Regions from separate parts of the Homo sapiens genome. Here all the other regions are linked to region 1. Evidence: read pairs that join two places in POLR2A ChIA-PET (ENCODE). Cell type or tissue: CD4-positive, alpha-beta T cell. All regions are shown on one strand. Region 1 overlaps LOC124907896 (a long non-coding RNA gene). Region 2 has its middle 29 kb from the start of EPC2. Region 3 overlaps EPC2 (enhancer of polycomb 2).

What was found. ChIA-PET counts read pairs that join two places held together with the same protein. Peaks named below come from ENCODE experiments on the same cell type or tissue, not always from the same donor. Only the 100,000 strongest peaks of a DNase experiment are listed, where the experiment ranks them.
Region 2: POLR2A ChIA-PET joins it to region 1 with 6 read pairs; 4 of 35 experiments call an interaction of 5 or more read pairs at or near these places.
Region 3: POLR2A ChIA-PET joins it to region 1 with 5 read pairs; 3 of 35 experiments call an interaction of 5 or more read pairs at or near these places.

What each region holds. Positions count from the first base shown.
Region 1 is chr2:148,522,274-148,526,273 of GRCh38, reverse strand. LOC124907896 (a long non-coding RNA gene) reads right to left here. Exons shown (of 2, transcript XR_007087259.1): 2 at 1-4,000. Among named protein-coding and RNA genes, the nearest start is that of EPC2, 120 kb to the left of the region's middle. RefSeq lists an enhancer at 2,543-3,080. In CD4-positive, alpha-beta T cell, no CTCF peak of the experiment used is centred here; a DNase peak (open chromatin) is centred at 1,633; H3K27ac peaks cover 3,315 bases.
Region 2 is chr2:148,613,464-148,617,463 of GRCh38, reverse strand. No RefSeq gene overlaps it. Among named protein-coding and RNA genes, the nearest start is that of EPC2, 29 kb to the left of the region's middle. RefSeq lists enhancers at 2,917-3,046, 3,048-3,653. In CD4-positive, alpha-beta T cell, no CTCF peak of the experiment used is centred here; no DNase peak of the experiment used is centred here.
Region 3 is chr2:148,657,178-148,661,177 of GRCh38, reverse strand. The region is part of intron 1 of EPC2 (enhancer of polycomb 2); the gene reads right to left. Among named protein-coding and RNA genes, the nearest start is that of EPC2, 14 kb to the right of the region's middle. In CD4-positive, alpha-beta T cell, no CTCF peak of the experiment used is centred here; DNase peaks (open chromatin) are centred at 1,907 and 2,757; H3K27ac peaks cover 494 bases.

The DNA of each region.
Region 1 (4,000 bases):
AACCCATTCAGGATCATGAGGTCAGGTGATCTCTGGAAAATCCAATAACTCTAAGTACCTGAGTTTAGGAAAGGTTGGGTGTCAGATGGCTTCAGGGATCACTTCTATCTCATCTCCCTTTTGAGAGGTGGTAATTCATGGTGGCTACAAGCAAGCACTTATAAAACTAAAAAAAAAAAAAACTAAATAGGGAGCCAGTCTATTTAGTATACATCATGGCTTTCCCAAGAGTCATTTTGGGCACACTATGTTTATGCCTTGGTTTCTTATCTGTAAAATGAGGATAATCATAGCATCCATGTCATAAGATTGCTATGAGAAATAAATAAGGTAATTTAATGTAAAGGACTTAGGGACTTAGTGCAGCACTTGGCATACAGGAAATGCTAGAGGTGATCGCTCTTTCTCATTCCCGGCTTCTCCACTTTCTTCCCTGTATCTGTTGTTCTCTCTTTCCCAGCTACTTCCTGTGGTTCCCCATGACTTATGCATACACACGACCTGATAACAGCCACTTTATTCTCATCAACTTGATTTTCATCTCAAGGATCCATTCCTGAAGGGCATCTCCTCTCTGTGCCTCTTGGTTTGGGCTTCCTATGAGAACGAATCTGATTGTTCCATATTCATCTTTTTGAGGCCAGTCAGTCAGGTGACATGTCATTGGAAACTTAGGTTGGCCCTCCTCAAATCAGGTGCTCATCTTGGTCCAATCACCCAAGGCCAGGAGATTGGAATAACCGTTGGGATAACCAATTCCCTTTCCACTCAGCAGGCATGTGGGTAGGGGTAGATTGTGAGAAGGGAGAGCAGGTAGAGCAGAAGCCCCTGAGTATGCCTACTGCAGCATCCTGCCAAACAACCTAATCCTGGCTTTCCCTTTGCCATGATTTCTTTCACTGCACATGTTGAAGGAACAATCTTTCTAGATGGCTTTGCTCCCTCTCCGCCTCCTTTACCCCTTGCATCTGACTGCCCGTTCTACACACTCACCTGGGTGTATTTGCTAGAAATCCCCTATTTATGTCCTGGAAACAAAATTCACAGCTGTCTGGTCCTTTTTCTTCCTGACCCCCCACACCATTGAGGCTCCTCTGTGAAATCTCCCCTTGTGGGTTCCATGCTGCTGGCCATCCTTCCACTCCTCCTGCCTCACTCTCCAGCTACTTCAACAGACACTTGCATGTCTAATCTTCTGACATAGATTGTGAGCTTCTAGAAGATAGAAACAATATTCCACAGAGTGATTTAACAGTACTATGTAAGTGACCAATGGCAGGGAGAGGCTTAAAAATATTGCACTGGAGGTGTCATGGCATCCATGTTTCTATACAACGAGGGCTCCTTTTTAAGCTATAACTTCAATCTAAATATGACTAACTCTTTCCATGAAAAAAGGTACAAAGCCCTTACTCCCTTTGGTGCTGTGAATGTTTATCTATCTCCAAAGAGAAAGCACAACAACCATCAGAATATGTAGGTGGCAGAAACAGGAAGCTATAAATACCACAATACCAGATTTTTTAAAAGAGCTTCATGGAGGAAATCAAAGCAGTTTATAGGAAATGATTGGCACTTAGTGTTTCATGGTTGTGTTTCATGCAAAGGCTGAGACATACCACCAGGAATCTGCGGCAAGAGGCAGCAGATGACAGCACAGGAAGCCCAATGGTGACCTAGATCAGACCAGAGCTATGCCTTCAACTAGACAGGTTAAGAGTGATTGCCAGCCACTTTTCTCATGAAGGAGAGACAGAAGCAATTCTTGAAGTCCTTTGTTGTTAAGCACAGAGAATAAAATTTCTCTGGTTCTTACTGCAAAGAATGTTGGCTTAGTCTCAACAAGTACTTGCAGTTGGTTTCACAGATTCCTTGAGGAGTTGTTATAAATCTGGACTGAATGGGCCCAGCCTTCCTATTAGATGCCTGGTATCCTGAGTGGGCAAAAAAAGGTGAACAGTCCCTCAATATAGAATTTAGTCTTACTGAGGTTTCTTCATATCTGTATATGGTAAGTGTGATAGGCACTTGGTAAGCATATGCTCAATGGAGGAGATTCATTCCTCCTGGAACAGATTAGGCTTGATGTCAATTCCTGAAATAAAGGGGCTCCTACTAGGACTAAAGCTAGTTAATGAATTTGATTACTTTGTCAGGAACATGAACTATTCATTACAGGGCATGATTTAAAAACTCAGAGGTCAGTTCCCTCTTTATCAGCATGAGCTGATTCTGAGCTATCCTTAATACAAAATTCAGCCTCTAAACTAGCTATAACAATAAAAGCAATTATACCACACACATCATAACTTTTTTGAAATTTCTCTAAAGATTTTTGGAGGCACAAAGGGAGTTTATGTTGCCCAGTACATGGCATAAATGGCTTTTCAAGAAAAAAATTTCTTTTAGGTACGTCTCTTCTTCCCAGATATCTTCCTGGTCCTCCTATGGAAAATGGGGTGGGTTTGAGGGCAGAGCACCTGCCCTTTTCCACTTTCTACTGGCTTGGGAGACCTGCTGCCACCCCACTTCCACCATGATCTGGCTTCTGCTTACTTTCTATGCTTACTGTCTACCCCTCTTCTTCCTTATGTTACATTCAAGACTTATTAAATCCCTTACAGTTCCCAGAAAATCATGCTGTTCTCTACCCCTCCTTACCCCTCAGCCCCACTCCTGATCTCTGCACTTCTTTTCCTCTTTCTTGAATGTCTTTTGCCCCTGCTGGCCATGCCTGAACTCCTATTCTTTCATAAGTCACTTAACTCGATTTATTTAAGCCTCCCAGTGTTCCAAAGCCCATTGTAATGCATACCTGGTTTGTGGCTCCTGTCAGTGTCTTGCAATGACTGTTTCCATGTCTTTCTCATCTGCTGGAACATGAGCTCTTTTTTTCACTTTATCTCAGAGTTAAGATGATCTATAAATTCTTGAATGACTGAACAAACAAATGCAACCCCTTAGAAACCTAGGCATTACCTGGAAGCATGGAAATTTACCCAAATTGCTTTATGGATGTTTTTGTTGTTCACCTGGTTTAGTCTTTAGGATTATAAAGCCTCCAGAGCTCTGGGTTCGGATTAAAAATCTGCCATGAGCCAGTTTCCCTCAGGGCTGGGCTCCTAAGGGAAAATGCCTCAGAGTGGCTAACTATAGGATCCCTGGGAAACATTTGTCCTTGTGCCTTGAAAAGGCCTTAGCACATGAGTCAGGATACCTTACAATTTCACTTGTACAGTGTTTGCAAAGCACCTTCATATGTGTGTTCATGTGAATTTCGTGATAACACTGTGGGGTAGGCAGGGTAATATCATGGCCTAAACAGATGCAAAAACTCAGGTTCAGAGAAGGTGAGGCACTTGCCCAAGCTCACACAGCTAACAAGAGAGCTGAAAATAGAACACAGGTTAGCTCCTGCTCCACAATACCATGACCTTATCAATGAGTTGACAAGAACCATCCTCCTTGGGTACTTGTCAAGAAAGCTGGGAGGCTGGGAATGGGTGGAGTACACGTGCGTGTGTAGAGTCAGGAGGCCTGACCCAAGCTTGGGAAGTTCTGCAATGGCTTCGGTGTGCCCTGTGGTTATCCCCTTGTATACTGGGTAGGTGACTCTCCTGAGCAGGTGACAGAGCCTGGCAGTGATCCTGCCTCGGATCCAGATAAATATATTTGGATAGAAACTTTGAGCTTGTAGACAGATCAAGATTACTCACATAACCTGATATAAAGCACAGCTTCCATGTTAGTTACCAGATTTTCAAGAATTCTTTCCTTCTATTCTTCTTTCCTTTACCATTTAATTAGAATTGATCATATGCAGCTGAAGAGGAAAACCTGGGTTCTTCTTTGAAGAGCTCATTTTGATGGTTTGGTTCCATCACTGCCTATGCTCATTGGAGAAGCTTATTAGGACCTTCCAGTATTCTGTCACTCAGGCCAAGACTGCCAAAGTTGAATGCACACACCCTGGCCATGATGCAAGGCAATCCACTGGGAA
Region 2 (4,000 bases), 91 kb before region 1:
GGTGGGAAAATTTACACCACAAAAATCAACAGTCATAAATCAGGGTTCGTCCCCAGCTAGTGGCTAAAGATTTACAAGCGCATCACCACTGCTCATGATAATGTATGTTTCGCTCTTGGTTTTCAATTTCCTATTTGGTATTGTTCTAAAAATGTGATGAACTAAATATTTTGGGGATATAAATGTCTTTAAAAATATAAGGAGTGTTCTTTCACTGGGGCAGAGCCTCTGTTGGGTTAAAGCATCAGTGAAAAAAATTATGGGATTGGATTCCAGGTATCAGCAAGTTTGGTGGTTATGGGAGACATTTTTGGCTGCCTACCCAACAACCATTCCTCATCCCCCCTCCCCCCCCGCCACCTTTACCCCTTTTCCCTCATGAAAGAACTAGACTCCTTGATTTCAAGGAAGGTGGGGCCAAACCCTAATTTACAGCCCCAGGAATGGATAGTGATTGCTCTAGTCAGTCACAGGAATGTGAGTCTCCTCCACCAGTGACTGGACTGGTGATGGACATATGACTGAATTCTGGCTTTCATTCTCAGATAAAAGAAACAGACTCCTATTAGAAGAAAGCTCTTGAGCCCTTTTCTGTCCATCCACTTTGATTTGAGGATATGATGCCATGTGACCATTAGGCAACAGGCAGGGAGGAAAAAAACCAACTCCCTGAGGATGTCTGAGCAGAATAGTAGACAGTGTCTATTTCTGTGACATCACTGAGCCACTGATTGAACCCTGGACCTGCCTCTCTTTAATAATAATGGTTTAAACTACAATTATATCTCTGTGATTTGTATTCAAAAGCATTCCTAGCTAATACAGGGAGGGCAATATATTGCAAATGTAGCTGTCTTTTCAAAGTTTCCCAGATTATAATTTGTAGTTGATGAAAAAAAAAACCCATCTTTTTGGTTTTTTTGTTTGTTTGTTTTTCAAATAAGCCTACTTATAAAGCCCATCCTAGCTCTAATCTCAAATAGCACAGAGATCTGAGATTGGGGGCCATATTATGGGGAAGAGAAGACAGGCAAAGAATGGGGACTTCCCTCTGGATCTGTGTGGATTTGTTCAGCTATTATAATAGAGTTAATCAGGGATGGACATTACTGAAGTTCTTAAAGAGACTTATGCATTGACATCTTGAGATCCCACTTTTAGGGTATTTCCCTAGGTATAATATAATTAGGATCTTTTTAGGATTACTCTTAGGATCTTTTGTCCTGAGTTATTTTGAACACTTACCAAAAAGGTTATCTGGGAAATTCACTCAGAGCTGGCAGAACAATGAAGGAAGTTTTGGTGGAGATGGTGGTGGGGCACTCCAAAAGCTATACCTGTTACCCTTTCAAAGAGAGAAATGAAATTAGAAAAGAATATGCCATCATACCTGTGAGAAAATAGGAACCTGAAGAGGATGAGGATTTTCTAGCAGAGGAAATAGTAAACTAGCATGTGGAGTACTGGCCAGATATCAGAATCTGCCTCTGATCCCCTAAAAGACAGGATTCTTGAAGCCAAGCCAGTGCCATGCTAGCAGCAACAGAGTATGAGGAGGACATTTTGAAGAAGCAGCAGGCTATGTAGGTCTTGTTTCTGGAGGCAGAGGCAGAGAAATCTGTGCATGTCTGGATGGTTTCTGAGTGTCCTCACCCCAGGGGTTTTTTGCAGACTTGCTATAGGAGCAGCAGGCGCAGGAAACAGGAAATGGGATTCAGGAGGGTGTGAAAATAGCCCTATGTTCTTCATCTTCCCACTGCCCCAGTTCCTGGCTCATCTCTTCTCTGTGCAGCCTGTGACTGTGTCTGTTGGTAACTTCTTCCCATACTCCAAAGGCTATAAGCTTCAGAGAGCTCAGCTGCCAGGCTAGTGCCCAAGAGGGACAATAACGATAGTGAGAAGCTACATTCAGGGCCGTTAGCACTGGGAAATGGCAGAGAATGCTAGGAAGTCTATGAATGGCCTCCAAGGCTGTTTAGAGCTTATGAAGTCTTCCATTCTCCTTTTGCTGAAAACTCCCATGGAAGTGAAAGGAACCTCTGTCTGGTTTATTTCAAAGGGAGGTTTGTAAAAAGAAAAAAAAAACGTACTTAACTTTATCCAAGTAGCTTCTTACTGGCTAATTTTTAGAGCTAAATATCTTGACTGCTTTAAAACATTTCTTTTTCATATTACACAAAAGAACTGAGGATGGGGTCTGACAATTAGATGCATGTTCCATTTATACATTCTGTTTCTTGCTAGGGAGGTAGCCACTGTGTAAGCCCTTTTAGAAACTATTTTTAGGGAAAAACCACTCACTGATAAGAGTTCATCAGAATAAAATCAACTTAGGAGGACAGTTACTGCAAAGTATTCTTGTTATTTGGGATCAATGAACTCCAAATCCCTTGAAGCTGTTGCAGACCCACAAAATAAGTCTGTTCACCTGTTCACTTGCTAGCGAGAAAAGTAAGCAAGAATGTGCCCGGGGCACTTTTGAGTCATGGCCTGTATTTGGGGGGTATGAGTGGAATTCCAGAAGTTATGTGTAAATGAATAAGCATAACAACCACTTCACTTCCCTCACATGCAGGAAGCAGGCACAAAAAAAGGAGTGTGTGTCTGTGTGTGTGTTTAAGCTATAATCCTGCTACAATTACATCATTCAAAACAACACTATAAATAGTTTCAGTGACAGAGACACATTCAAGTTATCTCAAAAAATGTGTGCTGAGAGCAGTGCTTATCCTACTCCTGCTGCTGGTGATTTAAAACATTTAGGAACCCAGGAAAAGCCACATATCCTAGCCACAGGAAGAACAGGAACTGGAGTAGAGTCAGGTAAAAGGGAGAAGAGGAATTTGTCCAACTCCGCACATGTAGGCTGCCATCCATGTGACAACCAGCTACGCTTGGTGGGCCTGAGCTTCCACCTCATTATTTTTGCTTTCTCATAGTTTTTGCTTCCTCATCTTACTCAGAGTTTCTGTTTCCCTTTAGCTTCTCTGGCCACGTGTTGATCCACTGTGTGTCACAATTTCTCTCAATATACCCTTTCAGCCCCAGAGCTTGCTTCTCCCTGCCTCATTCACCAAGTATCTTAATCCATTTGCATTGCTATAAAGGAATACCTGAGACTGGGTCATTTATAAAAAGCGGAGGTTTATTTGGCTCATGGTTCTGCAGACTGCACAAGAAGCACAGTACCAGCATCTGCTTCTGGTGAGGGCTTCAGACTGTTTCATGGCAGAAGGCAAAGGGGAGCCAGTGTGTCATGTGTCAAGAGAGAGGGAACAAGAGAGAGGGAGGAAGGCACCAGGCTCCTTTTAACAATCAGTGCTGGCAGGAATCAACAGAGCAAGAATGTATTCATTACCAAGCCATTCATGAGGGTTCAGCCCCCATGACCCAAACACTTCCCATCAGGCTCCACCTCTAACATTGGGGATCAAATTTCACCATGGGACTAGGCAGAACCAAACAAACAATCTCCAACCATAGCACCAAGTATCTTCTCATCCTTTTTCTGGGAGAGAATTTGATGGTCCTGTTTATCTTTTTCTATACTGCTGGCCATCCTGAGGATTGATTGACCTTGGGTACAGCCAGTTGTAAACTAGGAATAAAGTCATGTGGTTCAAAGCATGACAGTCTCTATTTTTTTTTTTTTTTTTTAACAACCAGTCTCTTTCTGTAGCTCAGGCTGGAGTGCAGTGGCAAGCTCATAGCTCACTGTAAGCTCCAACTCCTGGGCTCAAGTGATACGCCCTCTTAAACCTCTCCAGTAGCTGGGATAACAGGTGTACACCACTACACATGGCTAATGTTTAAAAAAAATTTTCAGTAGAGACAGGGTCTCACTATGTTGCCCAGGCTGGTCTTGAACTCCTGGCCTCAAGAGATCCTCTTGCCTTGGCCTCTGAATGTGCCGGGATTACAGGTATGAGCCACCATGCTCAGCCCATGGCAGTCTTGGGCAGTCTCCTACCTAGAGGCAATGAATGAGGCAGTTCCTATT
Region 3 (4,000 bases), 130 kb before region 1:
ACATCATAAAGATGTCAATTCTCTATAAGCTAATTTATAAATGTATGGTGAATCCCAGTAAAACTGCCAACATTATTTTTGGGAGTTAGACAAAACAATGATAAAGTTCATATGAAAAAATAAGAAACAATTGCCAGTAAACTCTGAAAAAGTAGAATAATGAGTAAGGGGAAGTGACTAGCTCTACCAGATATAAAAATAAATGATAAAAGATAAGATAATAAACAATTAATAATCTTATCTTTGAAAAGATAAAACAATTAATGATTTAAACAGTTTCTTGCACACAAAAAAAATTCTGAAGGAAAATTTAAAGGGAACAAAATTAAAAGTTAAAATATACACCAAATGAGCTAAAAAAAAAAATTCAAATAGGATGGAGGTAGCATCTCATACCAGGGAGAAAAGATTATTTTTTTAAATGATGTTTAGACAACTGGATATCCACTTGAATGAATATACTGATCTACAACGCAGTGTATACTAGAACAAACTACAAAAGTTCTAAGGAAAAAATGAGGTAATTAACTTGAAGGGGGAAATCTACTTAACTTTAATTCAAAAACCAAAAGCATTTTTTATTAAGGACTTAAAAAAAAAAAAACTCTGACTGATATGTCAATTTCCCTCAATATGGAACTGAATAGATTACAGTCAACATATACACCAGACCACTAACTAGTTACAGTAATAACAAATAAGAATTGATGCTCAGCACACAAGAATTTCTTTAATGACCATATCTATATTTAAAATTCTCTTGTTTTGGAAAATGACTATCCCTTCCTCTCAAGCTCCCTTTAGACCAGTGACCCAATACAAGCTGCCATTCTCTTACAACGCCCATGTCTCAGGCTACAGTGAATAAAGCTAATCCAATAACTGAAGTGATGGCTCAAAAGGAGCTAAAGAAATTCTTTCCTGAAATTTTTCAATCTGAAATAGATTTTAAAAAACAAACCTCTCTTTCTCTTTCTCTCTCTTACACACATAGACCTATTCACATACAAATATATTACATAGAAAAAAAGTATGGAAGAATGTACATTCACCCAAAGGTCAACCACAGAGATATCTCAGAGATGTGGAAATTTAAGGGATTTGTGTTTTCTTCTTCACACTTTTTCTGCATATTCTGAATTTTTTTACAAATGAACACACATGATATTGTTATAATGGAAGAGTAGGTATTTCCAAAAACAGAATATAATGTAAACAATCTGGGGTTTCATTTTTCTAGTTTACAGAGAAATTAACTACCTCAAGATATGCTTAGGTGGCTGAGTACCTTTCCAACGACCATCTGTACTGTTTTATTACTCTACAGAATCAGCACCTTCCTGTGCTGTGTTAATGTCCTAACAGTAAATAAAGGGCAACTTTTATTTATGCCACTGTTTCTAAACACAATACCACTGCAATACAGGCAAATGGTATCTAGATTTTTTTTAATTTTTGTGTGTAGAAACTTGCTATGTTGCCTGGGCTAGTCTCAAACTCCTGGCCTCAAGTTATCTTCCTGTCTCAGTCTACCAAAAGGCTGGGATTACAAGCATAAGCCAGAGTGCCTAGTCACAATATCTAGATTTACTTTAGTGCTTAAATGTAATAATATTATTTATATTCAATACATTTCTATTCATCAGTAATATGTTTCCACAAACAACAAAGTATCAATAAGTAAAATTCTGCATTTCACATCAGTATAAATTCAGTCTAAAACTTTAAAATACCTCCTCAGATTTCTCAGAAAATTTAAACCTTTGTGATTCACATGCAATGAAGATTAACTATTTTTTTTTAAAAAAGCAATCTGCATTATCAACTAAAATGTGATTCTTAACCTCCTTAATGAGTCATCAGGGTCATTTACTCTAGGTCTGATGATTCTCTGGAAGGGAAGTGGTAAACATCCATATGAAACTGCGGTAACAAAACAAAACAAACCCAGAAAGTTCACAGACTCCATTAAGTCTATCTAGGCACCAAAGACCTCAGTTAAGAAACCCTGACATAAGATGAAGATTTAAATGAAACTCCTTAATCCACAAAGTATCCGAATTGTTTTTATTCTGCCATAAATTTGCTGAAAATGCAGTCAGAAATCACAGTTCAGTAAACTCATAACTAGTTTTGTCTCTAGTTTTCTGCCACCACCACCACCCATGCACTGCCTCCACAGTCCATCCAATAATGATCTATTACAAATACAAACTTGAGGATATACCCTGCAAAACCCAAGTTCCCCATCAAGACTAAACTCTATATTTACTACACAAAGGGGGAAAAGATATACATATATATCTTTTAATAATAAAACTATAATAATCATACAAAATAAACTATATAACATACATATATAGTTTAATATCATTTATCACTTATCATTGCATAAGTAGTAAGTAATATATAACCCATGTCGCTGAATTAAGTAAAGCAGCGTTTTTCAAACTGTGAGTTGAACCACTAGTGAATCATGAAATCAATCTAGTAGCTCATGACCAAAATTATTTTTAACAAAATAGAACTGAAAAGGGAAAAATGCATATATATATATATATATATATATACACACACACACACAGCTAATCTTCATTACTTGCAAATTCCCTATTTGCAAATTCGCCTACTTGCTAAATTTTATTTGTGACAGTTTCTCAGTCACTTGCAGACACGTGCAGAACAGTGAAATATTTGAGTTGCCCACCTGACATATACTCCCAGCTGAGGTCAAACAAGGTGACACTCTGACATCTTGTTTCAACTCTCATACTATAAACAAGCATCCTTTTCATGTTCTACTTGTACCATGTTTTTCACATTTTTATGCCTTTTGTGGGTAATTTCACTGTCTAAAGGTGCCCCCGAGTATGGTGCTGAAGTGCAGTCCGGTGTTCCTCAGCACAAGAAGACTGTCATGTGCCTCATGGAGAAAATACATGTGTAACATAAGCTTCCTTCAGACATGAGTTACAATGCTGCCGGCTGTGAGTTCAATGTCAATGAATCAACAATGTATTTTAAATACACAATTTAAAAACAGAAACATACATAAAACAAAGTTACAAACTGATCAGCAGATGAAACTGTTGTGACCAGGGTCTAGCGAGAACTTAACCCTATTATGTCCCTTGGAGCAATGGCTTAGGTATTAAATAATTCGTGCTCATGGCAACATAACAGAACATAACTATCTCGAATAATGAAAATCAACTGTATTGGTATATGTGTAATATAGATATGTCTGTCAAAGTGCACTTTATTTCAGTTACACACACACACACACACACACAAAATGAGTGATAGTCAAAAAAACATTTGAAAGCCAATAAATTAGACCACAAGGAAAGAAGCCCTGAAAGGTGTGGTAAAATGGTAAGGCAGAAAGGCATGGATCATGGGCACACACGCCAATCCCTTTTTTCTACCTAGACAAATCAATTCTACTGAATCCAGAATCACCCCTAACTTGTGATTTGGTTGGTAGATCTAGGATAAAGCTTTTAAGTGTACTTTATAAAAGCATCCTAGATATTCTGGTGTGTGGCCAAGATAAGAACTACAATACTACCTCTCAAACTGCTGGTTTTCAAAGTTGGGTCCTTGGACAAGCAGCACCAGGATCACCTGGGAACTTCTTAAAAATGCAAATTCCCAGGCCCTATTCTAGACTTAATCAGACACTAAGAGGAATAAGACCCACTGATCTCTGTTTTAACAGGCCCTCTAGGTGATTCTGAAGCATGCTAAAGCTTGAGAATCACTGACCTATATCTTTGGAAATTTTTGTGGGAGGTATTTTGAAAGCCTTGATGAATTTTGCAAGGTGGCTAGGCTATTTCAAATAAACTCCTACTGACCAAGCACCTATAATGTATAAACAATCTTCTTCCAAGTACTTGGCTTTTACAGAAAGTGACCCATCACTTTAAGCCAAAATTAAGTAAAATCTATGCATTACTTGATTAATAATCAAGCAGCACTGTTTCTTTAGTCCATC